Regions from separate parts of the Homo sapiens genome. Here region 2 is linked to region 1. A link is an interaction called in ENCODE POLR2A ChIA-PET data of the cell type or tissue named here. Cell type or tissue: CD4-positive, alpha-beta T cell. All regions are shown on one strand. Each heading gives the region's core, and the rest is flanking DNA. Links, peaks and the distances in the headings are about the cores only.

Region 1 (7,427 bases), core at 1-4,000:
GTACTTACGGTAGATTCCAACAATCCGCAGAAGATCCTCCTCCGGTATCTAGGTGTGAATGGATCAGAGGGGAAGGAGCTGAATTTACGGTAGATTCCAACAGTCCATGGAAGATCCTCCTCCAGTGTCTAGGTGTGAATGGATCAGAGGGGAAGGAGCTGAATTTACAGCAGATTCCAACAGTCCGTGGAAGATCCTCCTCCGGTATCTACGTGTGTACGGATCTGTGCAGGTGTGAGAGGCAAATACTCAAGGCCAGGGAAAGACCATCAGAAAGAGAAGCAGAAGTGACCCTTAGAGCTCATGCACAGGCAGGAATGTTGCCTGTTCCGCCAGTCAGAGCAGAGATCTCATGGCCCATGGGACGTGGAGTGGAGCACTCAGAAGGCTTTGCCACAGTAGGGGAGATAAACTCGTTCTAGGCTAAAAACTGTTCTGACCTTGCCTGAAACGTTCAAAGCAAGCCTCGGGAGAAACAAACTGTTTCCATGTAACTTAATTGCATTCCAGAACAAAGCTCAAGAATATTTGTAGGAAGACAAAAATGTCAATTATTTAACAAAGTAAACTCAGAATATCTGGCATGCAATCAAAAATTAGTGGGCATGCAAAAAAGAAAAAGAAAACGTAACCCAAAATGAGGATATAAATTAATCCATAGAAACAGATCTAGAAATGACAAAGAAGGTAGATTTAGCAGAAAAGGACATTAAAACAATTATTGTAACTATATTTTTATGTTCAAAATGGTAAAGAAAAGAGTGAGTATTAGGAGGAGACACATTGAAGATTTAAAAAAAAAAACACAAATCAAACTTCTAGAGATGAAAACTACAACGTCTGAGGTGAAAAGTACACTGGATGGGATCCCCGCAGATTAGACATTGAAGAAGAACAGATGCGTGAACCTGAAGACACAGCAACAGCAATAGAGACTGTACAAAATAAAACACACAGAAAAAAATACTTAAAAAATGGACAGAGCATCAGTGAGCTACAGGACAACTTAAAGTGCCCTAATGCGTGTGTAATATTAAGGCACTTTAAGTTGTAAAACAAGGATTTGAACAAGGTAAACCCACAAATCCAAGAATCTCAGTAAACCCCAAGCACAAGAAATATTAAGAAAACAACACCAAGTCACATTATAATCTAACTGCTCAAAACTTGTGTTAAAGAGAAATTTCTTAAAACCAACTAGAGGGAGGGAAAACTTCACATACAGAGGAATGAAGATAAGGATAAGGATGGATTTCTGATTGGAAACAATGCAAGTGAGAAGACCATGGAGCAACCTCTTTAAAGTGCCAACAGATTCTTTTTCTTTTTTTCTTTTTTCTTTTTTTTTTTTTTTTTTGAGACGGAGTCTTACTCTGTTGCCAGGCTGGAGTGCAGTGGTGCGATCTCGGGTCACTGCAACCTCCGCCTCCCAGGTTCAAGCAATTCTCTTGCCTCAGCCTCCTGAGTAGCTGAGTCTACAGGCATGCTCCACCACGCCTGGCTAACTTTTGTATTTTTAGTAGAGATGGGGTTTCACCATGTTGGCTAAGATGGTCTCAATCTCTTGACTTTGTGATCCACCCGCCTCAGCCTCCCAACGTGCTGGGATTACAGGCATGAGCCACTGCGCCCGGCCGAAAGTACCAACAGATTTTTAAAAAGTGTTAGAATTCTATACCCGAGAAAAGCATCTTTTAAAAATGGAGGTGAAATAGACTTTTTTAGGAATCCAAAGACTGAAAGATTTCATCAACAGTAGACAAATGTCATATGACATGTTAAAGGCAGTCGTCGGACAGAAGGACAATCTGAAGCTGGACAAAGGAATAAAAAGTATTGGAAATGGAAAATATGTGGACGAATATTAAAAACTTACTTTTAAAATATCCTTAAAAGATAACCAACTGCTTAAAACGAAAAGAAAAAACCTAATGATGTATTGTGAGGTTTAAAAATGTGTGAGGTTGGCCAGGTACGGTGGCTCACACCTGTAATCCCAGCACTTTGGGAGGCCGAGACGGGCGGATTGCTTGAGCTCAGGAGTTTAAGACCAGCCTGAGCAATGTAGCAAAACCCCATCTCTACAAAAAATACAAACAATTAGCCGGGCATGGTGGCACATGCCATAGTTCCTGCTACTCGGGAGGTTGAGGTGGGAGGACCTCCTGTGCCCGAGAGGTCAGGGTGGCAGTGAGCCATGATCGTGCCATTGCACTCCACAATCCAGCCTGGATGACAGAGTAAGAAAGACCCTGTCTCAAAAAAAAAAAAAGTGTGAGGTTTAAAAACGTGTGAGTTTTAAAAATGTTTGACAACAGCAAAAAAGGTGTGAGAGGGGATGGAAAGATGCTATTTTAATATCACATTACTGCGTAAGTTAAAGATACATACTATTTATCTTAAAGCTACAAATAAAAGAAAAAACAAGAATTATAGCTAATAAGCCAACAAAGAAGATAAATGGAATTAAAAACACAATGCAAAAGAAGGCAGAAAAAAGAAAAAATAACAGATGGAACAAATATAAGAAGAAAAGTAAGATAATAGATTTAAACCCAATCATATTAATAATCACAGTCATGTTCTAATTGCCCAAACAATTCAACTGGGGCAGAGATTATATGATTAGATAAGAAAGCCAGACTCAACTTTATGTTGCTGACAGGGAAAAACACTTTAAATATAAATATATAAAATTGGCTTAAAATCAAAAGATGGAAAAATATATACCATCGCACTATTCAAAAGATGGCCAGAGTGGCTATTACAATATCAAAGTAGATATCAGATAAGTAACATTGTAAGAAATAAAGAGGATTTTTTATAATAATAAAGGGATTAGTTCATCAAGAGATCTTAACAACCCTAACCATGTACGCACCTAATAAAGCTTCAAAATACATGAAGCAGAAACAGCTAGAATGTAAGGAGAAGTACACAAACCAACAATTACAGTCAGAGAGTTCAACACCTCATTTCAATAACTGATAGAACAAATTGATAGACAACTTAGTAAAGGCAGACAAGACTTGAAGGATACTATCAGCCAAATTAATATTTATCAAATATGTCACCCAGCAACAGGAGAATACACATTCTTTTCATCTGTACACAAACAATTTACCAAAATAGGCCGTATTCTGGGTCATAAAACAATTCCCGGCCGGGTGCGGTGGCTCATGCCTGTAATCTCAGCACTTTGGGAGGCTGAGTTGGGTGGATCACGAGGTCAGGAGATCAAGACCATCCTGGCTAACATGGTGAAACCCCGTCTCTCCTAAAAAAATACAAAAAAAATTAGCCGGGCGTGTGGTGGGCACCTGTAGTCCCAGCTACTGGGGAGGCTGAGGCAGGAGAATGGCATGAACCCGGGAGGTGGAGCTTGCAGTGAGCCAAGATCGCACCACTGCACTCCAGCCTGGGTGACAGAGCGAGACTCCGTCTCAAAAAAAAAAAAAAAAAAAAATTCCCAATAAATTTGAAGGTTTCACTGCATCATGGTATGTTCTCTGGCCAATCGGAAATATATCAGGTATTAATAATACAAAGATTTCTGAATAATCTCTAAATATTTACAAACTGAAAACAGATATCTGAATAACCCACCAGTCAAAGAAACGACGAACAAGGAAATTAGAAAGTATTTTAAACTGGTTGAAGATGAAAACACAATTTGAGATTCTTTTTCTGCCTTCTCTGGTTTTAACTGAGCATCTTACATGATTCTGTACACATTCCATGTATTTCTTTTCTTTGCATATCAATTTTTATTAAAAAATTTTTAAGGTGTTTTCCTAGAGTTTGCAATATACACTTACAACTAATCTAAATCCACTTTCAAATAACGCTATGTTGCTCCACATACAAGTATCTTGTAACAGAATATTCCCAGTCCTCTCCCATCCCTTACCACATTGCTGTCATTTGTTTTACTTACCTATATGCTATAATCACCCAATATCATTATAATTATTACTTTTAATAAATAGTTGTATTTTAGATCAACTAAGAATAAGGGGGGGAGGATTTTATATTTATTCATCCTCAAACACTTAGTTTCTTTATATAGATTCAAGTTTCTGACCTATATAATTTCCTTCTTCCTAAGGAACTTCTTCTAATATTTCTGGTAGAGCATGTCTGCTGGTGATTAATTCTCTCCATTTTTATTTGTCTGAGAACATTTTTATTTTTCCCTTACGCTGAAGAATAATTTTACTGGATATAGAACTCGAAGTTGGTGGAGTTCTTTCAACATTTTAAATATTTCACTCTGCTCTGTCCTTAGTTAAATGTAGACACAAAAATTCTCAAATTATGCCCAACAACATATAAAAAAGAAACTCCACTGTGACCTACTGGTGTTTATGCCAAGAATGTAAGGTTGGTTTAGCAATGGAAAGTCAATCAATGGAATTCACCACAATAAACATAAGGAAAAATCATGTGGTCAATAGATACAGAAACACATTCCTGATAAATCTTAAAAGCATAAGACTCAGTGAAAGAAGTCAGGCAGAAAACACTACACACTATATAACCCCAATGATGTGACATTCTGGAGAAGGCAAAACCATTGTGCTAGTAAAAAGATCAGTGGTAAAGAGTTTGTGGGAAGGGCTGGAGGACTGAATAGCTAAAGCACGGGAGATTATTTAGGGCAGTTATTCTGTATGATAGTGTATTGGTGGATATGTGATATTATAAACTTATCAAAAACCTGTGAAACTTTACAGTACAAAGAATACACCCCATTGTATGCAAATTTAAAAACCATTTAGGAAGCTCAAGGACCTCAGGATGGAATCCAGAATGTGACAAAACCATCTAACTGTATTACAAACGCATGGAACATCCTCACTGAAGGGAGTGGGGGAACAGCACTGACCTAGTTCAGAATGAGTGGAGTCTTTAAGACTAAAGGCAAAGGAACAGTACGTAAGCACTGGACTCTAGCTGACAAAGTTGTCTCCCAGTGAGGTGTGAATTAACAGTTCTGACACTACCATAATATTGTCTTAGTCTGTTTTCTGTTGCTATAACTGAATGCCTAAGACTAGGTACTTTATAAAGAAATCTATTTCTTACCATTCTGGAAGCTGGGAGGTCCAAGGTCAGGCGGCTGCATCTGGTGAGGGCCTTCTTGCTAGTGGGGACCCTCTGGAGAGTCCCAGGTGGCACAGGGCATCAGATGGTGAGGGTCTTACAAGAGATGGCCAGACTCGCTTTTACAACAGACCCATTCTTCTGAGAAGTAACTCACTCACTCCCGGCATAACCCATTCATCCATGAACTGATTAATCCAATCACCTCTCAAAGGTCCTGCCTCTCAACGCTGCTTCACTGGGGATCAAGTTTCAACACACGAACTTTTGGGGAACACATTCAAACCACAGCACATGTATACTGAAAATTGAACAATTAAATACATGGATAGCAGATGGTAGGAGCCAGGTTTCTCACTATTAGGAGGTTACAGAAGCAAGAGGAGGCAGCTGGGATGACCCACATGGTGCTAGATTTGAGTTGGAGACATTGGTATGAACTGATGTTTAGCCCTGTATAGATTTCTACGGCTACCTAGAGAAGTATTTTAGATATGCATATATACATGGTTAATATATGCACATATATTTTCTCCTCTGTGAGCTGAGAGGGTTTGGCAGCAACAACACCTCAATAGCTATAAGCACATCTCATGCTCAGATCTCGGTTTCCAATATGCTTCTTCAATGAAAGGAACCAGGGTTCCTTGGAGAACTGGTGGATTCCAGAGCTGGGGCCAGTAATATACAAGATGAGACTAGAACATCTTGTACTAAAATGTAGTAATAAAATGCCAAAACAAACCTCAGATTGATGGGCTATGTCAAAGGGCTACAGGAGTTGACTGGAAGAGCTCCTAACGGGCAATGCTGGAACAGTGTGAGCAACAAAATCAAGAAGTGTTATTGCACTGTGACCCAAGTGTAAATACCCACAAGTCCACGCCAATCTAAATAAAGGATGCAATAACATATCCACAAATAAATGAAGGAGAAGAGACAAATCTGCATGGAGGAATGACAAATAATTTATGTAGACACTCTGCCTCAGAGGGGGCGTAACTCCCCAGTTCTTGCGTGCAGGCTGGGCACAGCAACTTCCCTCCAAGACGGACTGTTCCGGAAGGGGAAAGAACACTCTCAGCAAGGAAGCGGACAAGCTGTCTTAGCCAGGTGATGAAAGTCCTCATCAATGGTGACAATCATGCTGGTCATACGGATCCTTGACATGATTGTCTGAAGATGGTGGGTTACCTCAATGGTCTTCTTTCAAAACCCCATATTCCCAGTTTAATCATGAGAAAACCTCAGACGCCAGCAGATCCCAACTGAGAGACACTCTGCAGAATACCTGCCCAGTCCTCCTCAAAACTGACAAGGCCATCGAAAGTAAGAAAAGCTTGAGAAGCTGTCACAGCTAAGAGAAGCCTATGGGGACGAGATAACTAAACGTAGCATGGGATTCTGAACAGGATCCTGGGGCAGAAAAGGCGCCTTAGAGAAAAACTAATAATATCTGAATAAAGTGGGGACTTTGGAGAGCGACAATGTATCAGTATTGGTTCATGAATTGTAACAAATGTATCCTAGTAATGGAAGATGTTTATGAGGGAAACTGTGGGTACCAGGTATGTGGGAACTCTCTGTACCATCTTCACAATTTTTCTGTAAATCTGAATCTGTTACGAAGAGTACTTTAAGGTGGCTCACACCTGTAATCCTAGCACTTTGGGAGGCTGAGGTGGGTGGATCACTTGAGGTCAGGAGTTCAAGACCAGCCTGGCCAATATGGAGAAGCCCCATCTCTACTAAAAATACAAAAATTAGCCAGGCATGGTGGCGGGTACTTGTAATCCCAGCTACTTGGGAGGCTGAGGCAGGAGAATTGCTTGAACCAGGGAGGCAGAGGTTGCTGTGAGCTGGGATCGCGCCACTGCACTCCAGCCTGGGTGACAGAGACTCCATCTCAAAAGAAAAAAAAAAGGATTTAAAAATAAATAAAAGGAAAAACTACACTAGAAAAAATAATAAACAGTTTAGTTATGGCAAATAAGCACATGAAAGAGTGTCATTATTCATGAGGGAAACGGAAATTAAAACCCGGTAAGATGGCTGGGGCGCAGTGGCTCACGCCTGTCATCCCAGCACTTTGGGAGGCCAAGACGGGCGGATCACGAGGTCAGGAGATCAAGACCATCGTGGCTAACATGGTGAAACCCCGTCTCTACTAAAAATACAAAAACTTAGCCGGGTGTGGTGGCGGGCGCTTGTAATCCCAGCTACTCAGGAGGCTGAGACAGGAGAATTGCTTCAACCTGAACCTGGAAGGTGGAGGTTGCAGTGAGCCGAGATAGCACCCACTGCACTCCAGCCAGGGCAAC
Region 2 (7,427 bases), core at 1,491-5,490, 120 kb before region 1:
AGCAGGGCTGGAACCTGGGGGCAAGATCAGCACTTCTAGGACGTTATCGTGCGTGGGAACCACGGGACGCTCACTCATAGGAGGCTCAGCAGTTCTCTCGCTGTGCCGAGGCTGATGGAGACCTCACTGCTTGCCCCCGGGATGCAAACCCCGGGGACACCCGCCTTTCCGCTCCAAGCTCTGCCCACCGCCTCACATGGCCCTGGGAATTACAACAGACTTTCCCATCTCCCCACTATGGGCGGAATCTGCTGCAGCTGCCCAGACCTGGGGTCTTGCAGGTTCTGGACACCACAGCTCCCCTACACACAGAGGCTGCTCCTGCGTGGCCCTGGTCCCTCACCTCTACTTCTGGCACACGCTCCTCCACCTGCTGCCCTTCAGGGTTCATCGAGGTCTTATTTTGGTTCTGTACTGGGAGAGGGGGAAGCAATGGGGCAAGACGCTGCCCCTACTGTCCCCAGAAGATGAGGGACAGCACAGATGCCCAGGTAGAGTTTTCCTGTGTTAAATCATAAAACCCCCACATGCCCATCCCAGGTGCCCCACCTGCCCCAGCAGCTGCCTCCAGGCCTCGGGACGCTTGAACCCACCTCGAGGGCTGCCAGCTCCTGGCCTGGAGGTGCCCCCACCGGGTCCTCCAGTCCTGCTGCCCGGTGGCTCTGGCCATGGTTCCCGTCCCGGGCTGTTCATGTTCCCCCTGCTCCTCTCCGTGATCTGCCATCTCTGCTTCACCAGCCGGCGCCTTCTACAGAACACGGCCGTGAGCTTCCCATGTTCTGCCGCTGGCTCTTCACGCCAACAGGTCTCCTCTGAGCAGGGCCAGCTTATGGCATGGCGCCGGGTCAGCTCTCACCTGTCCCCCTCAGACGCCCACCTCTGATATGCAACTATTTCCAGCAGAAAATGTCCCATGTCCTTAAAGGATGGAGCACGCTGCTGGGAACACGGCTCTCTCCATAAAGGAGGGACTCCCCATGCCACTCCCAAGGCCACGGGAGGCCGCCCTCAGCACAGGGTCCATGGGGTCTCGGGGTCTCCCTGCCAAAGCACAGGCCTGGTGACCCCCTGGGACCCTCACTCCAGGGAGAGGACTGTGCATCTTGTGTGCTTCTCACAGTCACTGTGTGGGGTTCAGCCCAGGGGAGGTCACCTCGCCCTCATCCACGCAGTCCTGCGGGGAGGCCCATTTGCCCTGACTGCACAGTCCTGCAGCTCGGCTGTGCCCTTGAGTGGGTGGCGCTGCCCTGTTGCCCACCGTAGCTGCTGTGGGGCCACAGCCTTGAGCCTGGACACTGGCCATGACTGGATACCACCGGTGCACAGGGTGCACGTGAGGAAACCCTGCCCGTTCTGTGCCCGTGCCTTGCTTTTTCTCCTTTAAATCCCACCTGTGAGTTTTATTTTTGTAACTGCAGAGCATGATGAAAACCGTGAAGCCACAGAGGCACACGTCGTGTCTGTGGGGAGGGCCCCTCACTCTCTGGCTGCACATCACCCATGTGTCTCACTCACCATGGGTGTCCCTGCCCCTGAGCCCACCCTCACCTCTGTCAGCTGGGCAGGCGCTGCCCTGTCAGCCTCTGCCTCCACTTCCTCCACTCCTGGACATCGTAGTCTCTGTCGCCGGGTAGTAGCAGGGCCGGACCCCTTCGGATGAGCACGCCCAGGCCCAAGAGTGGCAGTCCTGGTGTGGGCGGTGGTGCTGGTGTGGGCGGCGGTCCTGGTGTGGGCAGCGGGGCTGGTGTGGGCAGCGGTGCTGGTGTGGGCGGCGGTCCTGGTGTGGGCGGTGGTGGTGCTGGTGTGGGCGGAGGTCCTGGTGTGGGCGGCGGTCCTGGTGTGGGCAGCGGGGCTGGTGTGGGCAGCGGTGCTGGTGTGGGCGGCGGTCCTGGTGTGGGCGGTGGTGGTGCTGGTGTGGGCGGAGGTCCTGGTGTGGGCGGCGGTCCTGGTGTGGGCGGAGGTCCTGGTGTGGGCGGTGGTGGTGCTGGTGTGGGCAGCGGTGCTGATGTGGGTGGTGGTGCTGGTGTGGGCGGTGGTGGTGCTGGTGTGGGCAGCGGTGCTGATGTGGGTGGTGGTGCTGGTGTGGGTGGCGGTGCTGGTGTGGGCGGCGGTGCTGATGTGGGTGGTGGTGGTGCTGATGTGGGCGGCGGTGCTGGTGTGGGCGGTGGTGGTGCTGGTGTGGGTGGTGGTGGTGCTGATGTGGGCGGCGGTGCTGGTGTGGGCGGCGGTGCTGGTGTGGGCGGCGGTGCTGGTGTGGGCGGCGGTGCTGGTGTGGGTGGATTCCTGGAGGACAGCTGGGTCTTGCATCCAGCACAGGTCCTGGTGCCTGGGAGGTGCTTACCCCATGGCCCCAACCGGCACAAGTGTGGCTGTCACAGCTGGGGTCTGGGTAGGTCTGGCAGCCCCATGGGAACCTGGCTGTGTGAGCCTGCCCTGGGGCCTTCCATGAGAAAACCCAGTTAAGGAGCAACCTGGTAAACCCTTGAAAACCAAGTGGGCCTTCACCAGCTTGAAAGGCCGCCCGTGCCTTTCCTCCTTGGCCCTCACAGCCCAGCTCGGCATCGCAGCAGAGTCCCGGTGGTGGAGATGCTTTGCCACTGGCCACCCAGAGCTAGGAGCCTCGGCCAAGGGCTCCCTCCTTGCACTGTGGTCTCTCGGGACCTAGGAGGTCCCGGGGTGTGGACTGTGCTGAACTGTTCTCCGACAGGCGGCCCTTTTTCTCCCACGTGGGCGAAAAGTGAAGCCTCTGGGTGGTCCTGTACCTGTCTGTCACATCCCGGGCTGCAGCCGGGTCCCCAGGGAGGCCTCCGTGAAAACACAAATCAAGTGCCAATTTCCTGGTGAAGAGTCTTTATGAGAGCAATGCGGCCCCGTGCCCCTTTACGCGGCTCTGCTGGTGGAGAGGAATAGCTGAGCTGCAGCACTAAGGAGAGATGCCTGCTGCATGATCCCCTAGATGCGTCCGAGGGACACTGGACATCTGGTGGCCCTCCAGACTCCTAGGAAGGGGACCGTCCTCCCAGTGGCAGCCAGGACTGCCTGTCCTCTTTTGGGTGGCCAGGATGTCACAGGGCGAGTAGGTGTCTGGCCCTACCACTGGGGGGCCATGTTGCCACGCAAGAATTCAGTGTCCCTCTGTGGGGAACGTGCTTCCCGGCTGCCACGCTGTCGCTCTCTCTTGTCTTCTGTTCGGCCCCTTCCCCGTTGCACATCCTGGCCTGGCGTGGTCGTCCCGTGGCGTCCTCTACCCTTTCCCATGTGACACATTCGCTCCATGGTACCTCCTGCCTCCCGAAATCACCTCTAAGTTCACTTTGTGCCAGGTTTTGTTCTCCAGCGCATCTTCAGTGCTGCGAGCAGGCTGGGCTTGCAGCAGGAGCACGGGTGTGCGTGTGGAGTGAATGAAGGGCCGTGTGCCCGAGTAGGTGGCGTGCAGGGGTGTAGTGAGGTGCGTGCAGGGGTGTAGTGAGGTGTGGGATGTGCAGAGTGAATGAAGGACGTTGTGCTCGTGTGGGTGATGTGCGGGGTTGTGGTGAGGCGTAGGGCTGGGGTCAGCTGGTCGTCCGGACTTTTGGTTTTCTGGCTGTAAAATGCACATGCCAGGATAGTTGTGAGGTGCACGCTCACTCGTGCATGGAGGGTGGTTCCACAGTGCTGTGGACAGAGGAGCCCTCGATAAATGCCAGCTGCGAGCACCGGGGGCCAGCACGAGAGCAGCTCTGAGAGCCTGGGTCGTGCAGGGCGAGAGAGGCTCCGGGGAGTGGAGGCTGTGAGCCAGGGAGGAAACACTACTCCACGTGTTAGGAGGAAGCCACGTGCTCCTCGAACATGCTGGTACTAGGTTTGAAAACCAACATTAGCAGCAAAGATGACTCCGTGTCCATACCCTAGTTTTTAAAAGTTGATATAGCCCCTCTAAAAATGAGTTTGAAAGCACAGGAATTTATAAGAGAAAAACTTTCATCAAATACATGAAAAAAATCAATCTCACTCAAAATGGAATTAATAAGAAATCAAGCAGCATTAAGGATTGCGTGGTTTGGAAAATGTGATGTGGGTCTCCCTTGATTGTTTTGAATGGCTTTATTGAGATGTAATTCACATTCCGTGCAATTCACTCGAAGTGTACAATCCAGTGGTTTTCAGTATATTCAAAAATCTATGCCACCATCATCCCCATCGACCGTGGAACATTTCATCACTCCAGAGAGAAGCCTTTCCGCCGCCCTCCCTCCCTCCAGTCCTGGCCACCGGTCATCTCCTTTCTGTCCCTGGGTTCCGTCTTCTGAGCTTCCATACGAATTAAACCATGGAACGTGTGGTCGTTTCTGTCTGGCTTCTTCCCCTCGGCCTGTGGTTTCCGGGTTCGTCCGTGTTGCACCCTGTCCCAGGGCTTCATTCCTTGCTGTCACTGAATAATGTCCCACCAGGTGGAGGCACCATGCTGTGCTTATGGATTCAGCATTTGGTGGACTTCTGAGCGGTGTCCACCTTTTAGCTGTGATGAACGGTGCTGTTGTGAACACTTGTGTACAAGTTTCAGTGTGGACGTGTGTCTTCGTTTCTCTCGGGTATATACCTAAGGTGGAATCACTGGGACTATGGTAACTGTGTTTACTCATTTGAGCAGCCGCCAGCCTGCTTTCCCAAGTGTCTGCACCATCTCACGTCCCTTCCTGCAGCCTTGGGAGTTCTGATTTCGCCACATCTTTGCCATCACTTGTTTTTCTCTGACTTTTTGTTTCCAGCCCATGTTGGGTGTAAAGCAGTGTCTTGTGGTTTTCATTTGCATTTTCATGATGACTGATAATGTTGAACATCTTTTTTTGTCTTTCTTGGCGATCTGTATTTCTTCTTTGGAGAAATGTCTATTCCGATTCTTGCCCACTTTTAGTTGGATTATTGTCTTTTTGTTGTTGATTTATGAGTTCTTTACATCATCTAGATAGAAGTGCTTCCTCACATATATGATTCGCAAATATCTTCTCCCATTCTGTGAGATGTCATTTCACTTTCTTGATGGTGTCCTTTGAGGCACAAAACTTTTAAGTTTTTACGAAGTCCAATTTATTTTTCTTTTGTCACTTGGGCTTTTGCTGTCATATGTAAGAATCTTTTGCCAAATCCAAGGTTATGAAAAAGAAAACCTTCAAAAGTTTTTTTATTTTAGCTCTTTTATTTAAGAGCTAAAATAAAAATTTTAATAGCTGCATGTGGTGTGAAGTAGGGATCCAGCTTCGCCCTTTTGCGTGTATCTGTTCGTTGGCCCAGCACCGTTTGTTGAAGGCTGCTCTTTCCTCACTGAACAGTCTCGACATTCTTGTCAAACATGAGTTGCCCGTAGGTTATGAGTTTATTCCAGAACCCTCAGTTCCACTGCACCGATGCGTGTGTCTGTCCTTGCGCCACTCCCACACTGTCCTGTTACCATCGCATTGTAAGTCTTAAAACTGGGAATGTAAGTCCTTTGACTTTTTTCTAATCCAATACTATGAACAAAATAGATGGCAGATGAAATTGAAAATTTCCTAGAAAGGTGCAAACTACTCAAACTGATTCAACAAGAAATAGACAATGTGAATAGATATATAACAAGTGAAGAGGTTGAATTAGTAATCCAAAAACACCCATAAAGAAAAGCCAAGGACCAGAGAGCTTCCCAGCTAAATTCTACCAAGCATTTAAAGAATTAAAACCAATTCTCACAAACTCTTTCAAAAGACTAGGAGAGTGGGAAATGCTTCTCAATTCATTTTATGAGACCAATATTACTCTGATACCATAATCAGACAAAGACATTGCCAAAAAAAGAAAATTGCAGACTAGTTTATCTTACGAATTATGGACACAGAAATCCTTGGTAGACTACTAGTAAATAAAATCCAGCAACATATAAAAAAAATTCACCATGGCTAAGTGGGATTTATCCCAGGAATTCAAGGTTGGTTTAACACTTGAAAATCAATGTAATACATCATATCAATAGAATAAAATATTAAAAACACCCAATCATCTCAATAGATGCAGAGAAAGTATTGGACAAAATTCAACACCATTCATGAAAAACACTTAACAAGCTGGTAAAGAGCATCTGTGACAGAGCCCACAGCTGACACCGTGCTTGTGGTGGAGGAGCGAATGCTTTCCTCCTAAGATCAGGAGCAAGACAAGGACGTTCCCTATTGCGCCTTCTGTTTAACATTGTACTGGAGGTTCTAGCCACGAAAGTTAGGCAAGAAGAAATAAAAGACATCCAGATTGGAAAGGAACAAGTAAAACTGTATTTTTAGAGGCCAGATCTTATATATATATATATCATATATCATATATATCATATATCATATGTATATTTAAAAGTAAAAGTTCTAACCTCTAAAAAGTTTTTTATTGTTCCTCTAAAATTACAGTTTTTTCTAAGTAATCCACAAAAAAACTATTAGAACCAATAAATGAGCTCAACAAGGTTGCAGGGTATAAAATCAGTATAGAAAAATCTATTGTATTTATTTTGCAATGAACAATCCAAAAATGAAATTAAGAAAGAAAAATCTGTTTACAACAGCATCAACAAGAACTTATACTCTGAAAACTACAAAGCAACATTGAAAGTAATTAAGGAAGATCTAAATAAATGGAAAGTTATCCCATGTTTATGGATTGGAAGACAGAATACTCCCTAAATCAACTAGAGTCCACACAACTCCTGCCAGAATCCCCACTGGCTATAGAAATTGTCAAAGTGACCCCAATACTTAAATTGAATTTCAAGGAACCCAGAATGGCCAAAGCAATCCTGGAGAAGAACAAAATCGGGGGACCTCTTGGCTCTCGAACTTCTTAGAGTCTTTGAAAATATCTGCTTTGTTTTGGGTAGAGCATGGATGGTTCCCTTAGAGCCTATAGAGCACATTGAGGTCTTTTGGTTCGCCCTCAGTGAACTTTATCACATCAAGCAGGAGATGTCGGTGAGCCTCGCTGCCCTGCTGTGCTCCACCCATTGGCCCCCCTTGCAGCAGCATTCAGGAGAAGACAGAGGCAGCGTCTTCTGCCAGCCTCCTCGGACTGGAAGGAGTAACAAGGCTTTGAAGGCATGCAGGAATAACACCCACACAGAGCCCCAGGGGACATGGATCGAGGTCTGAAAAGCATTTCTTCCCACCCTCTGCTGAGTCACCTGGACTGCCAGAGGTAGAGCTGGCATAGGGAGTTTGCCAGAAGACATCAGGAAGAAACCTCTATTTTCTCTACAAACATCCTTTGAGAACATTTCAAACCTGCATTGACGTTGATACGATGATCAGAAAACGCTCATACACACCTTCCATTCGACTCACAAGCAAACACTTGCCACATTTTTCCCAGGCACTCCCTTTCTCTCCATCTGTGTCCATATCCACACACACGCATATCCACATGCACAGGTATCC

Evidence for each region. ChIA-PET counts read pairs that join two places held together with the same protein. Peaks named below come from ENCODE experiments on the same cell type or tissue, not always from the same donor. Only the 100,000 strongest peaks of a DNase experiment are listed, where the experiment ranks them.
Region 2: POLR2A ChIA-PET joins it to region 1 with 5 read pairs; 3 of 35 experiments call an interaction of 5 or more read pairs at or near these places.

What each region holds. Positions count from the first base shown.
Region 1 is chr21:45,562,734-45,570,160 of GRCh38, forward strand. It overlaps a transcript of SLC19A1 not described here. Among named protein-coding and RNA genes, the nearest start is that of SLC19A1, 24 kb to the left of the region's middle. In CD4-positive, alpha-beta T cell, for the core only: no CTCF peak of the experiment used is centred there; no DNase peak of the experiment used is centred there.
Region 2 is chr21:45,440,895-45,448,321 of GRCh38, forward strand. The region is part of intron 2 of COL18A1 (collagen type XVIII alpha 1 chain); the gene reads left to right. It overlaps LOC124905042 (a long non-coding RNA gene), which reads left to right. Exons shown (of 2, transcript XR_007067909.1): 1 at 1-491. Among named protein-coding and RNA genes, the nearest start is that of COL18A1-AS1, 20 kb to the left of the region's middle. RefSeq lists enhancers at 1-158, 1,339-1,848. In CD4-positive, alpha-beta T cell, for the core only: no CTCF peak of the experiment used is centred there; a DNase peak (open chromatin) is centred at 3,107.